Linked DNA regions of Homo sapiens: all the other regions are linked to region 1. Evidence: chromatin loops called from intact Hi-C (ENCODE). Cell type or tissue: dorsolateral prefrontal cortex. All regions are shown on one strand. Links, peaks and the distances in the headings refer to the core of each region. The heading gives the core; the rest is flanking DNA. Region 1 has its middle 53 kb from the start of NRAL. Region 2 overlaps HOXD3 (homeobox D3). Region 3 overlaps HOXD1 (homeobox D1). Region 4 overlaps LOC401021 (a long non-coding RNA gene).

Region 1 (5,231 bases), core at 398-4,397:
CCTCATCTCCTGAATATTTAAAAGAAAAAAAGTGGTTACTAACTCAGAAAGTCTGCCATCAATAGCTGATAACCACAGATTTCAACATAAATAATTTGGATGCAAGCCATGATGAGCTAAGTGAGTGAATGGAGTGTATCAAAAGTGAATGTGCTTCCAAGTCTGAACCTTGGCTCAGCCTCGTATGAACTATAATTTCAGACAGGCTGCTGGGCTAGTTGGAACCTCAGTTTCCTCATCTGTAACATAGGAACCTTGATACAGCTGTCTACTTTATAGGACTGTTGTGAATATAAAATGAGATCATCAATGTAAAATTCTGCAAATTATCAGTGGCAATATTAGGAGTGGTATACAGAGGAAGAGGTGGTTTCTACAGAGATCTGGAAAGCAGGTGGCCTTTGGTCTAGGGCTTCAGGGAGGTTGTGGTTAATTCCATGGTCTCTGGAGTCAGACTACTCAGGGTTCTAATCCTGGAGTGGCCCCTTATTTGCTTTGGGAATTTGGGCAAGTTACTTCTCATCTGGCTCATTTTCTTTCACTGCTCAATAGGGGAAATTAAAAGCACCTACTTTATAGGGATGTGGTGAGAACTGAGTGAGAAGTTGGATTGTTGTGCTGGTTTAGTAGATAGTAAGCCCTCCATCAAGGGCAGCTGTTACTCAGGTCCTCCTTTTTAAGAGTGACCTGGGCCAAGCACTTTTCGAATGGCTAAAAAGATAAGGATCAAAACAACCTTCTAAACACCACAGTGCCCTGTGAAAAAATTGTCAGCCTCTTAATAATAGTTCATTGTGATCACTCATCCTACAACTATCTTCTGAAGCCTATCACAGTTACTGAAGCCAAAGTTTTCCTTTATGTAGCTGGTTTGAGATACCTTGTGAATGGCTTTAGAAAGCTCTCGAGCAATTTGGCAGTCCCTGTGTTTCCCTGCAATGGGCTATTGGAAACTCCACTAGAAAGCTGATCATCATTGAATACATTGGTGTCTTCCATAAGAATGATGTCAAAGATGGGGACAGTACTGCTATCTGTCCAGACTCAACAGGACACTAAAGATGGGCTAGGTTCCAGAAGAAGAGGAAACCAATAGGTTCTGTGCATGAAGAACCTACATGTGGCCTCATCTTAGTTAGAGAGGGTTTGGTTCACCATTTCACCTCCCCCCCACCCAACTCGTTTCCATTATATATTCCTGTATTAATGAAATTATGTACTTATTACCCATTTCCTTGGTACTCAAACTGTAGTGTGTATCAGAATAACCCAGAGAGCTTGTACAAACACAGATTCCTGGGCCGTATACTAAAGTTTCTTCCTCAGTATGTCTGGGATGGGGCACATTTCCATCAGTTTCCCAGGTGACATGATGCTGCTAGTCTACGGAACACAGAGAATCAGTTACCTATCCTAACAGCTGCTTAGGGGAAAATTTTTGTTTAAGGTTGCCTTTCCCTTTAAAACAACTGTGACAGTAGTAGAGCCTTTCAGATAATGTGTGACGCACGCAGCTTGGGAAGTTTCTAAGGGTGGACCTTCTGAGAGGCACTGATTCAGGAGCTGATCAATTGCAGCTGCTCTGATGAAATATCCTATAATCAGTGACTGCTTGTCTTCACAGACCTCCCTTAGCACAAAAGGTTCCCAGACCAGCTGCAGGCTCCCAGCTTCCTGGAGCAGAGCTGCAGCTGGACCTACTTCCCTCTATCCAGGGGACTTGTGGGTGTGTTAAGGGCCTGAGCAGCCTGGCCTCAAGGGTGGACTTCCTCCCCACTTCCTCCCACCTCCTGACGTCAGCCCTCCTGCCAGAACCAGCCTACACTGTCTGGAGGGCAACTGCTGAAGGTTTGGTTGCCATGGCAACTGATCCTCTATCCACTGAGGGGTAGAGGAACCCTGGTGTGTGATTTGATGGGTGGGCTCCACCATTTCCATTTCTCCAGATGAAAGTATTTCATCACTAGAAACTCCTTTTGCAGTAAGCACTTTTCCATCCACGAATCCCGTCTTACAATCCAAACAGTCCTTAGGAGGAATGTGAATTCTTTCATCAAATGGAGCCTGGTACCAGCCTCAGAGGAGAAATTGCCAGACCTCATCCACGAAGAGAGGCTGACAGCAGCAATGCTACCTCCTTAACAATTGCACCAAAGTCCTGCTGTGAGGTACTTGCTGAGGGTGGAGAGTGACTGCCACCACAACAAACTGAGGTTGAGACCAATAGCTCTCCCTACAGATGGTGACATTTTTTAAAATCTCATGATTAAAAAGCTGAAGACTAGGGATGATCGCCAAACACCTGACCAGTCTGCCATCGTGATGAATAAATGTCCTTTGAGATTGGAATCCTACTGAACAGCACACTTTGTTGATGTTTCAGGACAAATGCACCTTCATGTTTTATTTTATATTTTATTTTGCTGTCAGCTATTTTAAGATCTTGAATCAGGTTACACATAAAAGAACTAGAGCCAGGATGTTTGGGAAATTAACAGATGATATTTAGCAAACATTTTGACGGGTCATAAAGAAACATCTGGGAGAGATGTCTGGGACCACGAGTTGTGTGCTGGGGGAAGGAGGCCCCTCTCCAGCAGCTGCATTAGGTTTCTGGGCTGAGCTGAGCTAAATCTTCAGAACGGATGACCGTGCAGTTCAAAGAGTCCCCAGCAGGGGGCACCCTTTTGCAGTAAACTCTCTCGGTTTTATAGCTTTGCTCTGCAGCAGCCGACCTTACAGATAATTGATATTTTGATTTCTCTAACCCTCTGCTTCCTCCTTCAAAGCAGACACTCCCCTCTAGGAAGCCTTCCTCCCACCTCTTATGAAAATGGACATTTTGATGAGTAGTGGTTCTTATAGCAAGGATTAAAAGCAAAATCTGAGGAAAGATGACTGTCAAGGAAATTAAATATAGATTATGAAGAAGGTTGAATACATGCCCACAAAAGTTTCAAGATAGGCTTGCCTGATTTTCATGATCAACTCAAAGGGCACAAGACATTTCTAGACTGTCTCATAAAAGCCTGCATCAATAATGCATATGTGTATCAGTATAAAACTGGCCTCCAGTTATTTAATTTCTCAAGGGTCAACTGTGTTCCTTGGCAACTTAAGCCTGTGTGGAAAGCACCTCATGTTCCCCTGGCAGTGCATAAATAATTATAATAAATAATCCACTCATTAGCTGAAATAATTAACCCTGTTTTAGACAATCCAAAAACATCTTGGAAGCAAATAATTCAGAAGTGGACAACAGTGTTCTCCTCTCAAAACCAAGATCCAGTATCACCAGCCATTGTTATTTAAACATTTTAAGAGACCTATTACTTTTGTTTTTTGAATAAACTTAGACAGTTTAGCTCATTACTCTCACACTTCACAGCTCCGTAGACACATGTGGGTAATATTCTCATTTTAAACTTGTGATAGATTTTGTAATTTGATAGTTTTTTTTTCATTTTCTTTTAAATATCTTTCTTGCAGGAGTTATTCTCTAGCAAGAGTTCACTATTCACCCTATTCTCTTTGCAGCCTGAGCCATGTTTTAAAAGCCAGTTCACTTATTAATCAAACTCCTATAGAACTTAGGTGGTATCTGTCACTGTTCTAGGCATTCTTGAAATTTTAAGTCCTTTAAACCTCATAACGTGGATACTACTCTTATGTGTTGTCACAGAGAGGTAATTGAGGCACAGAGAAATTAAGTAACTTGCCAGAATATGCAATAAACAGCACATAAACAAGTCAAGATTTGAACCCAGCCTGTCTGAAACCAAAGTCCAAGTATTAAATCAACATGTTACGTTATCTCTTAGTAGAGAAGGGGCAATAGTTGTATACAAACTCAGCTAGTGAGTGGCTATTTTAATGAAATGTGAAGACCTTTGGAAGGTATCTAGTCTAGTCCTTGGCACATAGTACATGTTCAATAAAAATTGGTACTGGGTGAGGAGGACTGATATATGTACACATATATATTGACCTATATTCATTTAGGGAAGTGGTTGGGAGCACTTGGTTATGCAGAAGTAGGATATTTCCAGCTCTTTCCATCACTATCTGTGTGGCCTTACTAAACCAACTCAATCACACTAATATCCATTTCCCCATCAGGAGATAATACCAGTAGATGCTACCTCACAGAGGTGAAGTGAGGATAAATGAAATAAGGCACACAAAAAACTTAGCACGGTGACTGGCATAGGGTAAAAGGTTATGATTCTTCCCTTTGGTTTCATTTAAACCCAGTTTTATTTAAAGACTTAGTGTATAGTATCATATAAGAGCAAATATTTATTCAAACATTCCCCCAAAAAGCAAGTTCAGCTATTTTTGGAGAGACACAGAAGCCTTTGGTAATCAACATTGATTGAGGGTTTTGAAAGGAAAAAACATTAACAGCACTATTAGAAAATCAGTTATGGGCTGAAATTTGCAAGGTTTATGGAGCTTCAAGTTCAATACTCCTCTGTCCCCAATACTTTATAATATGTGCCAGAGAAAACTGGAAATTCTACCCTTGACAGCCCAGACGATAAAGAAATCACAGAGGAGAAACAGATTGGCCATGCTTAGGGCAACAGAAGGGGAAAGCAGGCCTGACCCCCTCCTTCCCTCTCCTTGCTCCATCTCTCACCCCCATGCCATCACCTCTTCTCATTTCCTTCTCACTTCCTCTGGCCTGACTCCTCCTTACCACACCTTCTCCTGGAGCAGCTGTTGAATGGTGAAAGAGCACAGTGAGCTGCCTTTGCTGCCAGTGGCTGTGACAAGGCCCAGGTGGCCTCAGTGAATGATCAGGGTGGTCATGGCCTGACATGGATGGAGAGTGATTTTCCTCAGTCCACTATAGATGCGTAAGGGCCATTTTGGACCACTGCATGACACCTGATTAATGACTCCATATCAGTCCAGGGTAGCATTTTTCCAGTGGTCACATGCATGGCTGGGAAGTAGTATTTATGTGCCATCTTCCTGGGATTCTCGTGGACTCCATAGGCAATTTGAAGATAAGATTTTTTTTTTAAAGAGTCTTGCTCTGTCACCCAGGCTGGAGTGCAGTGGTACGATCTCGGCTCACTGCAGCCACCATCTCCCGGGTTCAAGTGATTCTCCTGCCTCAGCATCCCGAGTAGCTGGGATTACAGGCACCTGCCACCACGCCCAGCTAATTTTTGTGTTTTCAGTAGAGACGGGGTTTCACCATGTTAGCCAGGCTGGTCTTG
Region 2 (5,231 bases), core at 1-4,000, 280 kb after region 1:
CAAAAGGATATCCCCTCCCACCCCCAAATCTAACATGCCATTTTAAAAACAGCACAAAGGAACAAGGAAACTAAATATTATTTTGAGCCATCATTACTTAGTGAAATACAAACATCCAAATAGAAACGATTGTTGTTCCACCAGAAGATTAGAAGTTAAATTATTTCCACACAATAGGAATTTCACTTCGTGTCATCGGGGATGTAGTAGGAGTTGCATTATTTGTCAAACCAAATAGAGATGCGTGGGCTGACTTTGCTGAAATACAAAAGAATTGAACCTTATCTGAAGGCGTTTTCTAAGTGGCCCCTCCCATAGAAGCCGGGAAGTTGTCCACCCCTAGCAGAAGCCACATTAATATTTACAAAATGGTTATAAATCCTTGAAGACATTTTTGCCCATTTTGTATAAGAAACAGGAGTAAACAAGGTGTTTATACTTGTTATGTTTCATTAATGAAATATTATTACTTTACATCTTGGGGAATGTTTGTTTTCTTTAGAAATGAACTAATGATCACTACAAAGGAAGAATTCATGACAGCATTTCCTAGAGAAAAAGCTTAGGTACGCGTCTCCAAATGATGGTTTCTTTTTCTACACCTTAGCTTTTTCATAGCTCAATTCTTCTTACAACTTCTCTTGTGTTTTTTCTTTGATTGTCAGTTTTCTTTCAAAGTTTATTTTTTGTTACTTAATGCAGAAAAGTGAGCTCTGGTCTCCCCAGTGTAAAAGTCGATTGTGTCTAGAAAGAAGGCAGTAAAAACAGCAAAGCAGGCGCTGCTTTCAAAAAGCCCTGCCCAAATCATCCCGCCCAGAACCTTCTTAGGTTTGCATCCTCATTTCCCCCTCCCCTAATTTCAATAGCTGGAAAGTAATCAAGTATCCCGAGAACCAATTTATGCACTAGACTCCAAATAAATAAAATATTTTTTTCAAAGTGTCAGTCTGTTTCGGGGCCTTCCATGGGGATTGTGCGAGATAAAGGCATAGTGATCTGCTTGCAAGTGTGCATGATTAACACAGATACAGTTCCGACTGGGAAATTTTTTTATTCTAAATATTTGTTCCAATAGTACCAGACAATTTGAAATCAATAAACTGTGGTGAGGACTGTGGTTTTTGAGAAATGACCAAAGTGTGTTGTGCCACGCCACCGGGCTTCCTGACTCTACCCATGAAGGACAATTTGCGGTCTTAATCCTTTATGTCAACTACAAACACCAGCCACGGTTACGACTGTTCAAAACTACTCTCTCAACTAGTTCAGACCAGGGGGACTAAGGAGGTGAAATGTGGCCCCCACGGCCTGGAAGCGAATTCCTAAGCTCGGCTGGATAAATCTACAAATATACACATAAATACATTCAGACAAGGATAAATAATCAGGGAACGAAATGACTCGCTTCAAATAATAAATACAGATAGTTTAGTCCGATGCAATCCTTACGGCACAGGAAGGAGAATATAAATTAAGGTCTCTGAAACTAAGCTAGACGCGGGCCAGGCCCAAGACTCTCCAAGCTCTGGTCCCTCTGCAGGGCGCGCCGCTGATGGGTCTCAGACTTACCTTTGGGACACCATTACCAGATTGGAGTCCCTTGGTCCGCAGTATGTGGCACTGTCAAATTTACAGGGAAGGATCCTTGCGGCTGATTTATGGCGAGTCACCCAAAGGACGCCCATGGAGGGGAGGCCCGGTCGCCTGCGCCTCCGCCGCTGGAGGCCTGAGACCCGGGAGGCGGCGGCAGGGCAAGAGCGGGGAAGGGGGTTCCCGAACTGCCCCGCGGGCCCCACCCTCTACCCCACCACTACAGCAAGAGAGGTAATTTTGCCGCGAGTTCGGGCTGGCGGCGGCCGCTACAGATGCGTCAGTTTGGGAGCCTCCGGCAGTCGTCCCTGAGACGAGTGGTGGGCCGAGAGATCTGTGTAGGTGGGATGAGGGTCGCAAGGTCCATGGTGGTGGTTGCCTGGAATCTGCGCGGCGCAACTGTAGTCCACGCTGGCCGACGACGGGTGCGAGAGGTGGCCCAGGTTGAAGACAGGCCCGGACGCGGGCGCCATGGACTCGACGAAGTTGCCGCCCACGTACACCGGGCTGCCCTGCAAGTTGGCGCTGGCGAAGCCGCCGCCGTTGCTCGCCATGGGATGGGGCTCGAACTCCGGCGCTGCGTAGCGCTTCTGTTGTGGCAGGCAGCTGCTGAGTGGCGCCGTGTAGGCGGCCAGGCCGTACATATTGGGCTGTGATTTGGCGAAAGCAGGCGGCGAGGGCGCGTCGTAGGCCAGGCCGGGCACTGGCGGCAGCTGGCCGGAGTAGGCCACGTGGCCAGCGGCGCCGCCGAGCGGTGGGCTGCGCTCAGGGGACTGGCTAGCCGGCGAGTGCAGGATGCCCTTGGCCTTCTGGTCCTTCTTGTACTTCATGCGCCGGTTCTGGAACCAGATCTTGATCTGGCGTTCCGTGAGATTCAGCAGGTTGGCCATCTCCACGCGGCGCGGCCGGCACAAGTAGCGGTTGAAGTGGAATTCCTTTTCCAATTCCACCAGCTGCGCGCTCGTGTATGCCGTGCGTACCCGCTTGGATGCTGGGCCTGGCGGGCTCTTGTCCTCGCAGCTCTCTCCTGGGCAGGGAGGGAGAGAGGGAGGGCGCTGAGCGAGTGGGTGGGGACCCTCAGGACTGGAGAGGGGTGCTTCCCTGGTTCTCTTTTCCTCCTCCCTCCCCCCACCTCCAATCCTGGCTGGGGAGGGGAAGGGCCGTTTGAGAGGTATGATTCCAAGGGGGAATTCACCTACCTACCAACCCCCTACTAGGCCTACCTATCAGTCGCACCTGAAACCTCCATCAGCCTTCTGAGATCCAGTTCACTCTGCCCACCCTCTCCCCTGCAGCCTAGTCCATCATCCCATACCCACCCAAAGGCCATGAAAGAGTTTAATGAGAGACCAGGAGCAGCTGGTAAGGCCTCCCTCTGTCAAAGAAGGGCCAGACTCCTTTGAACACTCCTCCCAGCCTCTGCTGCCAGGGGTGGGGTATGGAGAAGGAAAGGAAGAGGAAATAGCTCCAGCCTGCCTTGCTTAGGAGCTGGCCTCTGGGCAAAGCCCCCCACCAACCCCCAGCAAAGTATGGGGATGGAGATCTTGGCGCCCCACTGCAGCCCAACTGCACTCAAAGCCAGGGAGGTGACAAACCAAAAAATAAAAAATAAAAAAAAACCAACCAAACAAACAAACAAAAAAAAACACTGCCTGGGTATTTTAGGGAGTCCAAGGCCAGGCTGGAAGCATTTTGAGTATTCACAGTGCTAGGAGCAGCAGCCTCAACACTGGCTTTTACTACCCTGCCACCTCTCAGCTGCTTGTCCACTCCCTCCCAGGGAAGACAAATGGATTTCTCCTGGGAGGGAGGGCCTGAGCCTGCAGCTGAGGAAGGAGGGGCAGGAAAAGGAGGTTGCAGGCAGGATAATACCCTCTCCCTAGGAGCAGCAGCCCCAGAAAACATCAGGCAAACCAGATCCCTGATAGCAAGCCACACCCCAGGCCCCAAACTTGCCCTGGACCTGGAAGCAAGTTCATCTACCTGAAGATAAACCACATCAGATACCACAAGGTCAGAAAATTTCAGGAACCAAGCAGTCTAAGCAGAGAGAAGGAACAGCCCTCAGAGTTCCTGGCCATGCCTATCTTCTACATGCCCTGGGTGGACCTAGAGAAGGCCCCAACTGGAGGGGCTCCCCTTCCAGTTAGAGAAATCCAAGGCTGTTACTGTCTCCCAGAATATCCTCTCCTACTAGGACAGGCACCTCCCCATTATGGATTTGCTGGAGTGGGAGAATTGGGCTGAGGTGGGCCAAATAGAGACTCATGGTTATGCTTAGCAGCCCCTAAAGCCAGACTGACTGGATTCAAATCCACCACTTTGCAGTTTCAGAATCTTGGGCAAGTTGCCTATCCTCTCTAACAGTTTTCTTATCTGTAAAATGGGGATGTTATCATATACCTACCTCAAAAGGTTCTTTGAAAAATTAAATTAGATAATGCTTAGAAAGTACTTAGTATGGTACTTTCTAAGACTTTAGTTTTTATGAGTTTAAGGGAATGAGATTCGTGTGATATGGGCTATATAATCACCTAGGCTTGGGGATTGTAATACCTATCTTCAAATCTTGAAGAGCTGTTGGGTGGAAGAGGGAATGGAGTTATAATTAGCAGCCCAGGAAAACAGATATGCCCATATAAGGAAGCACTCTCTATTAATAGCTATAAGACCTGTCCAGCAACAGCACCAGCAGCCTGGAATGGAAGGGAGCACCCTGTCACTGCAAGGTCATGACCCCAATCAGGAACACTAAAAAAAAGAACATTTTGACGTGAGTAGGAGTTTAGACATATGACCTCCAAGGTTGCATTTCCAGCCCTGACTAGGCTTCCTTGGGTCAATCTGGAGGGGGCTTGGTCTGGCAGTAGGCCACCTCAGGGAGCTACCTGCAGTGGCACAGCTGTTCTTCTGCTTGGAGTTCTGTCGAGACTCTTTCATCCAGGGGAAGATCTGCTTGCTGATGGTGGCTGAGGAGCTAGAAGCATTGGGCCCACCTTTGGGCTTCTTGGCAGGCACTCCACCTCCAGGATTGGTGGGTGAAGATGGGGGCAGGGTCGGTGGTGGAGGAGGGGGTTGTGGTGGCTGCTGCTCTGAGTTCAGACCAGGAGGCTGGCTGCCACCACCCCCACCCTGGCTGTTCCCAGTGCCCGGCCGCATGCAGCTGCCATTGAGTTCAGCTCCTTTGTGGGCTGGGGCTCTCAGAGGGGCAGAGCTCTGGATGGAGCAGGCAGAACCTGGATAGTCAGTGTCCAGGGAGCTGGCAGCAGCAGGGGGTGGGTAGGGCTGGTGGGGGGTGCTGTAGCCGTAAGTGTCCGTAGTTTTGCTGTAGCCATAGCCTCCAAACAGTCCTGGGTTTTCATAGTAAGCAGCCTTCTGCATTGTGCACTCAGGAAGCTCCAGGGCCTGCTGACCCTGCTCAAATAACATTGACTACCACTGTATCCTTCACTGCCACCTCCAATGTCTGCTGAATCCTGAGAGAGCTGGGCCGGCCCCCAGGCTCCAGGTGACCTGTCAGAAGAAAAGCAAGAGGCCCCAGAGGGAGTGTCATTGGCAAGACCAGTCAATATAGAAGGACTAGCCCATGCTCTCTGCTTCCTACCCACTTCACGGCGGGGAGATGGGCAAGGTGCTGGATC
Region 3 (5,231 bases), core at 742-4,741, 260 kb after region 1:
CCAGCCTGGGCAACAAAACAAGATCCCATTTCTAAGAAAAGAAAAATAATAATGTTATTTGTTCAGGGTCCTTTACTTCAGCCTCAGTGGTTCCATCCTAGGAAATGTTTAGACGCTAACAATGTGGCTGCATTGTCTCCAGCTATATCTTTCTCTTCTGTTTATATCTTTGAGAAGAAAACACAACAGAAGGGGACCTCTAGGATGAGATAGGGTTCCCATTCTAAGGCAGTAGAATGGGAAAAGCCACTGGCTAAAGTCAGCCACCCAGTAGCCCAGAAGAGCACAGTGAGATTGAGATGCTAAGAGAGTAGAACAGAGTGCCAACCTGCCCTTGTCCCCATTATCCACTATTTGATGCATTTGAAGAGAAAGAGTGACTCTGGCTCTAAGATGTTAGAGAAAAGCGATCATTGCTATTATCTCATAGGCAATGATGGCAGTGGAGAAAAAGTGATGGTTTCAAGGAAGGGGCAGATATGAATTTACTATGAGCCCAGTGAAATGTAAACTTCACTAACTTGAACCATTCCACATCCTGGGAATTTTGTATTAACAATTTTGTATTTTTTTCCTTAAAGAGGTTTCCCCAAATTGTATAAGCTTAGGCTCTACAAAATCCCTAAGAATTCAGTGTGCTGAAGAGTCCAGCACCTTCTAGAAATGCCTCAAAAGTGTCAGTTTTAATAAACTTGTAATAGTTTATTAGCTATGACAAGTCCAAATGACTACTCTTTGGCCCTTCTTTCCAAAATACATCAGTAAGATTTCTAGAAGGAGAAGAGATTATGTTGAAATCTTTACAAGCTAAGTAATAGACCTTCCTTTCACACCAATATTTAGGATTTTCATCCTCTTGGTTCATTATTGAATCTAGTTAAACAGTTTCTATAGAAATTTTATTTCTGAATAACAAGTACAACGTAATAAGCAATTACAAATGAGATGTTGAAATAGAGTTATTTTGCAGATTTGTTGCATGTTCATGACTTGAAAACATTAGATAGAGGTAAAAACCATGAACATCTTTGTTTCTATTTAGACGGATATTTATCTTCGTGAGATATGTCCACTATGGTTTTACTTTAAAACCACAAATAAAGTTTTAACAATGGGCATTTTTCTTGTTGAGAGGTCTGTGGTCAGACTAAACAACTCTCGGAAACTGATTAGATCCTGAGGTTTTCAAATTCAATATTCAGCAAATATAGATCATTTCTTTGGCCATAAGGAATAATTAAGAACTTCAGAGCTAATGCAACTCTCCTGAGCCTGCTTCTGTTTTTTTTGGATGACACGATAATCAGACAGCCTTTTCTGGTGTTGGTCCTCACCATATTTGAGATTGAGGCAGCATAAATCACACACAATTAATCTTTTGAAACTCTAGGTGACATTGCTTTAGGTTTTTATATCAGCAAAGCCTTCATTTGCTAGTACTCAACTTATGGGAATTTTATATATTATTAAGTGCTTTCCTTTTCCTCACTCCCAATTATCCTGATCCAGAAAAGTAGACACATGGTCATTATGTGAAGACAAAGGAACATTGAATAGTTAATTATACAACAGCCAGAACTGTCCACTGTGTATTCATCCTTGTAACAGATCACTGGAGGGTAAATTAGCATATTTAGTTTGAAATCTTGTAAAATAGAAACGGGATTGTTTGAGTAGTTGCAGTTTACATAGTAACCTCATACTTCATGGAGATCTGACTCAAAATAACACAAGGCTCAAAATAATAGGAAAAGGAATGCTCTGTAAATGATCCACATTGCCTAGGTACCTCCACTGACAACATGTATTTGATAGTGTCTAAAATCCTCTTTTCCTGTATAAACACAGTATCACTGTAATCCTAGACAGCACATTTGCTTTCTCTTAGAGCCTAACTCCCTTCAAATGATAGGTCTAAAATAAAATATGCAGAAGTCATTAAATTGTAGCATTTTCATTGTTGGGAGGGACCTCCAGAGGTCACCTAGTTCATCCCGATCTCCAGCCAGGACTCTTCCTAATACTGAATATAGCTGTACAGTGATCTGCATTAAGAAAGCTTTTAAAGATCCCTGGGGTTGGGCAAAAAATAGCTAATATTGGCCTGATTCATAGAATAGCATTATACGAATGTCATAATAGCCACCTTCATCAAGGAAGACATCCATCAGGGCTAAGTGCTAGTACTAGCTTCAGAAGGAAAAGCTTTATTTTCTCAGAGAAAAGGGTGGTAGATTAAGGAAATGACCCAGCATGTTGGTATTTTGTTGTTGTTGTTGTTTAGGTGTACATTTAAATGCTTATCAAAAAGGAAACATTGTCATGTCAAAGACCACTGCAGGGGAAGCCCAGAGGTGGCTGTAAGCAAGCAGATCACAAGTCCTTTAACAAGTTCTTTCAAATAGCAGTAGAGCTCAGAGGGGGGCTGTTGTTTCAAACAAGATTCAATTAGCATCAAGTTATTAAAGGGCAGCCGGGGAAACAAGAATAATATTGACAGACCTGCTTTTTAAGCAGTATCTTTTCCCTCTAATCAGCTGAGTTTGTTGGAGCTGATCATTTTATTTCTTCAACTCCATTCAACTATAGGTGCAAAGAATGAGAACTTCAGTGTAACTCCAATTTTCTAAGAGAACTAATCATATTGCTGCTTTATAAAAAAGGTAATCTTTCACAGTTGCTTAGATTTATGAATAATTAGATTTAAAGCATTATACTGGAATCTAGAAATCTAGCTAAAAGAGCTGAGGTTCTTATCTGAATTATTTGGGCCGTTAGCCCTTCTGTTGAACTATAGAAAGAACTTAAAGATATAGTTGTAAAATAAGGACGTACTCCCCAAAACTGTCCCAAGTATCCACTTGATTCTGTATCTTTATATTGCATCTTTTTCTCATATTTCTGCAAGTTTACATAAACTCTGGTCAACTATGAATGCCTCCCGGGATGAGAAATGGGAGTTTGGGTGAAATAGATTAGAGAATAGGTTTTGGGGTTTTTTTTAACCACATACTCTCTTGTCAACTTTCAAGTTTTGTGCTTGTACCTCTTCCAAAGTATTCATTTGAAAATATTTCATTTTTGAAATCAGAAAGGCACTGTCTGTGCTCTCTCTCCGCCAGATACTCAGTCTGGGTTACAGGAAGTAGAAATTTGTGACTACTAGCCTTTCCCAGCCTCCTTTGTAACTCTTGACTTTGGAAATGGGAATTCAGCCACTGAGAACTTTTTGATGTGCAGCTGCCTTTCTCAGGGAACACTAACCAAGAAACAAAGTCTTCAGGTCACCTTTCCTCTTCCTTTTGTGAGGACAGGAGACAAAAGAACAAGATCTCCCTGAAGTGTCTCCTTGGCTTTACAACATTCCACAGTAGGCACCTAACACTTGAGTTAAATGTGCAGACTACACACCTACCATAAAATTAGGGCACTCAAGGTAAGGAAAGTATTTCCATAGTTACTTGGATATTTGGCAGAGTAGTTTTCTCTCTTAAACTACTAATTGCCCATAACTTGCTGGGTGTGTACACAACCTGTAGGAAGTATTATTTTTAAAAGTTATCGGCTGGGCGTGGTGGCTCACGTTTGTAATTCTAGCACTTTGTGAGGCCGAGGTGGGCGGATCACCTGAGGTCAGGAGTTCGAGTCCAACCTGGCCAACATGGTGAAACCCCGTCTCTACTAAAAAAAATACAAAAAATTAGCTGGGCATGGTGGCTCATGCCTGTAATCCCAGCTACTGGGGATGGTGAGGCAGGAGAATCACTTGAACCTGGGAGGCAGAGGTTGTGGTGAGCCAGAATTGTGCCACTGCACTCCAGCCTGGGCAACAGAGCAAGACTCCGTGTCAAAAAAAAAAAAAAGTTATCAACATAAACAAATTCTCATAGCAGAATCAAGAAAATTCAAATACAGGAAACTGAATCAACTTTAAAGAAAGAGAATCATTATTAAAGAGTGTAAGAAAAGCAGAGAGCAGCAGATTCTATAATTTTTATTACAAAAAAAACCCTTTACATGCTATGACATTAAATGTCACTTATAAGGTCATTGCAAGCAAATCTTTTTAAAAAATATACATACTGTATATATTTACATTCAAGTTTGAATAATATTTGTCAAGATATAGTTCAGATTCTACTCTTTACCCATTCTGTGGATTTGTTCATCTAGTAACTAAACAGCGATTGTATCATCACTCAGGCACATAGAGAGGTAGAAACCGCTTTTTTAAAGAAAAAAAAACTGGAGTGCAAATGTGAAGATCACTGAAGCAGCTTAGCTACATCAAGGAGACCCTAACTAGCTTTGGTCATCTCAAAAAGCTGAATATATGTAGCCTTGTCCTTTAAATTAAAACCAGAAAAACTTTGGGCAGGTGCTCTTCTGAGCACATCAGAGTGCTGACAGAACTCAGCAACTAATGGTCTGCCACTCTGCAACGCGAATTGCACATGACTAAGTGAGGCAAAGATAGCAGCGGAGCTGGGCTGGCAGCTGGGCACCTTTTCCCTGATAAGACACAAATCATAACCAAACAAGTGGCTTACAAGACAGTCAATTAATATCTGGACATATAGTCTGGAACTCGGAAGCCAACTAAAGTACTTCATTTCCCAAGTGAAATCCCTATTCATTTTTGTTCTCCCACCTCCATCCCAAACTGAGCTCCTAAGTCTAGATAGGGATGGGGGTCGCCTGGGACTTCTGCAGGCCACAGTTTTTCGGCCCCAAGTACCGGCCTCACGAAGGCTCTTGGGACTGAGAAGGGCTGCCGGGGTTCTTGATAAACTTAGTGGGGGTTGTTCCAGAGAGGGGAAGTTGGAGGGGAGCCACAGGAATGGCCGTGGCCAGAAGCCCTTCTCGTTCCCTTTTCTTCTGTTTCATCCTGCGGTTCTGGAACCAGATTTTGACTTGCGTGTCATTCAGGTGCAAGCAGTTGGCTATCTCGATGCGCCGGGCTCGAGTTAAGTACTTATTGAAATGAAACTCTTTTTCCAGTTCTGTCAGTTGCTTGGTGCTGAAATTCGTGCGGATCGCGCTGGAGGGGCTAGCGGCCCCATACTCGGCGAGTTTGCCTGCAACGTAAAGACAGGGCGTCAGCCAGGCCTGAGGCCGGGGACAGAATGTGGGTGAGCAGTGGAGCTAGTTAGAATCAAAGTCCCAGCGCAGCCCTCCTGGGTCCCTAGGAACAGAATTTGTACCAGGAGAAGTTCCACGGAGAGCTCCTT
Region 4 (5,231 bases), core at 700-4,699, 310 kb after region 1:
GCTAGAAATAAGGCTCCAGTGGTCCCAAGAAGGGCAGAAGAGGCTAAGGTGGCTACCTAAGTACTAGGAGAACCAAGATTTGTTGGAACAGGAGGTGCTGCCCTAGGCTGTAGGCAGAACACTGCCTGACAAGGTTGGTAGCAGAAGAAACTGTACGTTTTGAGGGAAAATCTGACCCAGGAGGACTTCCTGGTTAAGCCAAGCAAAGCAGCTTGGCCAAGAGCTACTAAGTCTCTCATGAAAAAAGTCTGTAGCCAGAAGTCATGGACCCAGAACTAAGGGTGAGGACTTATCCCTCAATTCTCCATTGACCCTTCCAATTCTTTTAAATTCCGTACATCTTTTATGAAGAGTTATAAAAATACCCTTTCTGGCTACAACCCCCACACATGTTGGGGGCAGAGGCTCAGCTGCTGCCCTGGAACCCAGATCCTGGGGCACAAGCAGTTAAAGGGGTGAGAAGGGTTGGGGGGAGTGGAGGTGGGGCTCCTCGGCTTCCTTGGCTGTTGTTGGTCTTTTGCTTTCCTACCCTGCCCTAGATTTTAAAAGACTAAGGAGGGTCCTTGCCCTGGGGCTATAGAATAACAAGAGGAACAACCAGCCCAGTGGGTGTGACTGACAGGACAGGGTGGTGATGGAGAAGGTGATTGCAGGAGCTGGATAAATGGGCCTGCTCTCAGGAAAGACCTGAAGCCATCTGTGGGAGTCGAAGATGTGCCTGTGTGAATGTGAGGCCTCCCCTACCTGATACCTGCCCACTGAGGAGTTAGGGCCACTTTCTGCCTGGTGTAACCCTGATACATTTAGGTGCCAGACACTGAGACCCAATGGGCCAGGACTATGTGGCCCACAACAGCAATAGGTTAAGTCACGGAACTATGTTCTCCTGAGTCTGCTACTTCCTGTGTGTTCAAGCCTGTCTTCTCCTCCATAGAATTCAAAAATTTGGTGAGTGAACCAGGGGTCTTTTGCTCTAAAAGTCTAGGCCTGATTACTCAGCAAAAGGGGGATAATAAGAAACATGTATGTATTGAATACTTGGTATGTGGCAAAACACTGGTTTAAGTACTTAACCAGTGAGTTAAAGGTACATAAAGCAGTTAGAATAGTGCCTGACATATAGAATTGCAAGTAAGTAAAAATTCTCATAGCAACCCTTGAAGGTACTCTTATCCCTCCTTTTCAAAGAAATTAACAGGTCTAGAGAGTTGCAGTACTCGCCTAAGGTCACGCAATAGGTAAGTGGTACCATGGCAGTCTGAACCCACAACCTGCTGTCTTTGAAATCTGTAAGCCAAAAGTTAAGGGATCCACGGCCTCTTCCCTAAAATGTAAGTATTCAGTCTATAGGGTGGTGACCTTAAAAACCACAACCCTGGATGGAACCCTAAGAGCTCTGGGGGATGCTTAGTTGTAGGGTTAGAGGGAACTTGATCTTTGGAGAACAAAGGATCATAAAAGGAGCAGGAGAGATAATTGACCAGTGGTTCTCAAACATAAGTATGCAGCCCAAGTGCCCTGGGCGGAGGAGTGTTTACAAAATGCAGGTCTCTGGGTACCATATCTGGATATTCTGATTCAGTAGGTCTGGGATAGGACCCAGAAACCTGCATTATAAACAAGAGATTTGATGCAGGTCTTCACTGAGAATCATTACCCTAGAGAAGGCGGTGGGGAGAGGGGGACAAAAGACTGCATTGCCAAGAGATAACGGAGGATCAGTGGGATTGGGTCAGAGCATTATTTAAGTAAGGTGTCGCTGGCTCTTGAACCTGGTGCGAGGAGTGCCCAGTGGAGCCCACAAAAGGCCTGAAATGAGCGAAGTGGTGATAGAAGAGTGGTTGGGTGGTGTGGAGTAGACATGCGCATCTGGCTAGTTCTCTTGAGCTGCAGAGCAAATGGGATTTACCCAAGCTCTGAGTCTCCAGGGAGTCCCAGGACCCAGGTCCTGTTCTAAGTGAGCAAGGGCAAGGCCCATCAGCCTGTTGGAGGAGGCACTAAAGGATGTGCTTTTCAAGGCTGTCCATTCTGGGTACCAGGAATCCTGGGCAAGGTAAATGACGAGACCCACGGCCCAGCGGGAGGGGCTGGTTGGGATCCGCGGATTGGGCCCAGCTTGCCCCACACAGGATTCAAGTTGCTGCTCCTACAAGCGCAGCACGAGGAAATCGCGCCCCCTCCGGGAGCGCGGAGAAAGCGAGGTGGCCCGCCAACCCGGAACGGCCCTAGGCTCCCAGGCCTCGGAGCTGCTTCCACTGCCAGTCTGGGGAAAGGAACCCCTTGGGGGACGGGGCGCAGCACCGTCGACCCTTGTTCGAGGCCCCACACACTTGGCGCGCGGAGGTAGAGTGCGCGGGAAGGGAGGAGCGGGTACCGATCCCTCCGCTCCCGCCCTCCCCGGCCCGCCGCAGCCGGCGAGACGCTTGTCCTACAGCGCCTCCTCCTGGACGAGGCGCCAGACAGCAGAGCAGGGAGACCACCAGCCCCGGAAACCTGAGGCTGGGACTTCCTCCGGCAGGCGGAGGTCTCCCCGCACCAGAGGCTGGTTCTACAGTGTCCCCTGGGGCGGCTGGAAGGAGCAAGAGGGACCTGAGGCCACCTCTCATCCCCTACCCCCCATCCCAGGACAAACAACAAGCTCGTGGCCCAGAGGCGCTTGTCCCCCATTATTTAAGCGAACCCAGGCGGGAAAAGCCCTTATATGTCCGTTCATTTATTTGTTTATTTATTTATTTATTTGACTGCTCTTCGCCGAGCTGCTGCCCCCCAGAGCCCTCGAATGTGCTGTGCTGGCATAACAAGATCCGGGAATGGTCAGGCCGAAGGATTGGCCTGAAGTGTGGCGGTTTGAACAGGCGCCAGGAGAAAAGGCCTTTTCCCAAAGTAGTAGCAGCAGGCTGAAAAAAAAAAATCTACAGCCTTCCCCGAGGGGCAAATATATGCTATATATATATATAAACTGGAAAGAAGAGTGTTTCCTTTGGCCCTCGTCTCGTATTTTCAGCCTATGTCTAGCGTACAGATTTAAACTGGGGTGAGGTGATAAGTCATAATGATTGGAAATGTAGCCAAAGGTAGAACTGTTCAGCTATACAGGGAAGGCTGAGATAAAGGCAAGATGAGTAGCGAGCCTTGACGGAGGGAGAATGGAAAGATCGGGTGTATCTTCCTGCTCGAGTCCACTCGCCCCCCCCCACCCCCCCGCCCCCACACCCGTGCTTTGCCGATCGAATTCCCGGGCTAGGCCATTTCACTGCACATGCGCTGGACCTCTGGCGCGGGTGTGTGGCGGGCGCTGCGGGACCGTGAGCTGTGCGGCCGGCTTGCACCGCGCAGTGCGGATAAGGTACCGCGCACTGCTTCTACGCCTGGATGCAGAGGAGCTTGGGAACCTCATCTCAAGAAGCAGGAAACACACTTTTCTTTTTCAGGAAAACATGTATTAAAAGCTTCAACTGTCCTTTCTGATTTGCAAACCCTATTCCGCCGAACAAGCAGCATCTCCTCGTTGCCAATGAACACTCTGAAGGTTGTTATGTGGATCAGAAATGTCACATCTTGGGCACCGCTTCCCTTTGAGTCGTTCTTCAAGGCGGGGAAAACCATCCTACATCCAGAGAGCACAACTTCTCCCTCATTCTGCAAAACTATCAAGTCTAAAGGACCAGTCCCTAGAAAGAGGGCATCTGTTCACGCCATTTCCGAAAACGTGACCCTAAATTGAATTTAAGTTGAAATTCTGAGTTCTTCATGGCTTCTCCCCAGCTTCCGGTGCCCCCGCATACCCTACCCGGCTGCCTGGCCGCCGCACTGCGGCAAGGCCGTAAATACCTCTAACAGCTGCCTGCCAGCCCAGGGTGAAATACTGTCTTTGTTCGATTTCCCTTGCCTCTCTGATTCAGAAAACAGAACTCTGGCGAAATTTATTTGTAGAAACATCTGACGGGAAAATACGCTTTGTTTTCAGCTCTCGTGCTTGGCCACATTTATAATTTCGAGCTTCGTCTTTCTCCTGGTCCTCGCCAGAGATCTCAAGCCCAGTTCATGGCCTGACCCGTCGTCACCAAGGCCCGGACATGCTATCGGCTCCCTGATCTATGAGAGAACAGAGGTTTGGGCCAAGGACACTGGGAGTTATACTTCTGGGCTTCTCAGCTCTCAGGGTCCCAGCGTTTTAAAATTTCGTTTCATTTTTTGGTTAGGTTAACAGAAACAATGGGGTTATTTCCGGTAGTGGCAACAGCACGAACTAGTTTTCTTGTGGACTAATGGCCCGAGAGTTCCTGTGATTTGTGGATTATTTCCCTTAGATGCAATCGACCATTTCGTTCCAATAAGAATTAATGCTACCACGGGGCTTACAAAGAACCCCTCAAGTCTTCCAAATCTGCCCATGACATCAACCTCTGCTGCGTAATCGGACCTGCACCCAACCCAGGTTTTTAGTCACTCAAGCGCGCTGTGCTACAGAACCAGGGAAAAGCACTGAAGCTCTGAACATAGAGCTTGGCCATCAGGGCCACACCCCCACACCCACCCGGGTACCATCCGACCTAGGGACTCTTCCTGCTCCGAATCTACCTGGCAGGGCCTAGAAGCCACTATCCAGGTGCCTGCTTTTCAATGGGGAATGTTTTTTACCCCGATCAAAGAATGACCTCAAAGGTCATTGTACTGTAGTAGAGAAATAATTACAAAATACAAACACTCCAAATAAAATAACAATCACTCAAGTTTCTTATTTGTAAGTGATCAGAGTTAGTGATCCAGGATAATTTGCAGGCATCAGCTGGCCACAAATCGTGGACCTCCATTTTGAAATGAGCATGATTCCATCATTAATTACGAAAAACACCTTTCCACAAAGATGACATGTTTTGTTCAGAAACTCTTTTATGGCCCACGTTGTTACATTGGAATTTTAAGGGAATAATAAGTTAGGATTTACCACTGGGTGCTTTGGGAACCATACCCTTGCCTTGCGCAGGCAGTCTCATGCGCAATGCGGCAGACTGTCCAAAGGTTTCATTTCACAATGTTCATGAGGGAATAGGCAATAGGATTTGCGAACTGCATCCGCAAGTGCCATTCAAAATCAGTGGGAGAAAATAGCTTTTTTTCTTCTGCAAAGGATTTTCTTTTATGCATATTGTTTCAGTTCAGCAGTTTTGAAGTTGAGGGAAGAATGTTGCAATGTAATATTTATTAGCAGGTGGGAAAAAAAACACAAC

What was found. Peaks named below come from ENCODE experiments on the same cell type or tissue, not always from the same donor. Only the 100,000 strongest peaks of a DNase experiment are listed, where the experiment ranks them.
Region 2: a loop joins it to region 1, with 3 times the contacts of the local background. A loop is called at or near these places in 4 of 110 quality-filtered maps.
Region 3: a loop joins it to region 1, with 4 times the contacts of the local background. A loop is called at or near these places in 3 of 110 quality-filtered maps.
Region 4: a loop joins it to region 1, with 15 times the contacts of the local background. A loop is called at or near these places in 101 of 110 quality-filtered maps.

What each region holds. Positions count from the first base shown.
Region 1 is chr2:176,452,553-176,457,783 of GRCh38, reverse strand. No RefSeq gene overlaps it. Among named protein-coding and RNA genes, the nearest start is that of NRAL, 53 kb to the left of the region's middle. RefSeq lists silencers at 2,583-2,632, 2,549-2,843. In dorsolateral prefrontal cortex, for the core only: CTCF peaks have their summits at 2,472 and 2,674 (motif pointing right); a DNase peak (open chromatin) is centred at 2,663; H3K27ac peaks cover 895 bases.
Region 2 is chr2:176,168,903-176,174,133 of GRCh38, reverse strand. It overlaps HOXD3 (homeobox D3), which reads right to left. Exons shown (of 4, transcript NM_006898.5): 3 at 4,479-5,103; 4 at 1,036-2,617. The coding sequence starts at 5,019. The coding sequence ends at 1,860. HAGLR (HOXD antisense growth-associated long non-coding RNA) reads left to right here. Exons shown (of 3, transcript NR_033979.2): 3 at 1-945. Among named protein-coding and RNA genes, the nearest start is that of HAGLROS, 6.6 kb to the left of the region's middle. RefSeq lists an enhancer at 1,903-2,513 and a silencer at 3,319-3,613. In dorsolateral prefrontal cortex, for the core only: a CTCF peak has its summit at 2,320; a DNase peak (open chromatin) is centred at 2,273; H3K4me3 peaks cover 1,823 bases; H3K27ac peaks cover 648 bases; H3K27me3 peaks cover 4,000 bases.
Region 3 is chr2:176,189,655-176,194,885 of GRCh38, reverse strand. It overlaps HOXD1 (homeobox D1), which reads right to left. Exons shown (of 2, transcript NM_024501.3): 2 at 3,979-5,078. The coding sequence ends at 4,744. Among named protein-coding and RNA genes, the nearest start is that of HAGLR, 3.3 kb to the right of the region's middle. RefSeq lists an enhancer at 2,076-2,616. In dorsolateral prefrontal cortex, for the core only: no CTCF peak of the experiment used is centred there; no DNase peak of the experiment used is centred there; H3K4me3 peaks cover 2,176 bases; H3K27ac peaks cover 1,653 bases; H3K27me3 peaks cover 4,000 bases.
Region 4 is chr2:176,137,861-176,143,091 of GRCh38, reverse strand. LOC401021 (a long non-coding RNA gene) reads right to left here. Exons shown (of 2, transcript NR_148241.1): 2 at 2,701-4,095. Among named protein-coding and RNA genes, the nearest start is that of HOXD-AS2, 3.4 kb to the right of the region's middle. In dorsolateral prefrontal cortex, for the core only: CTCF peaks have their summits at 2,205 and 2,406 (motif pointing left); DNase peaks (open chromatin) are centred at 2,171, 2,431 and 2,798; H3K4me3 peaks cover 889 bases; H3K27me3 peaks cover 4,000 bases.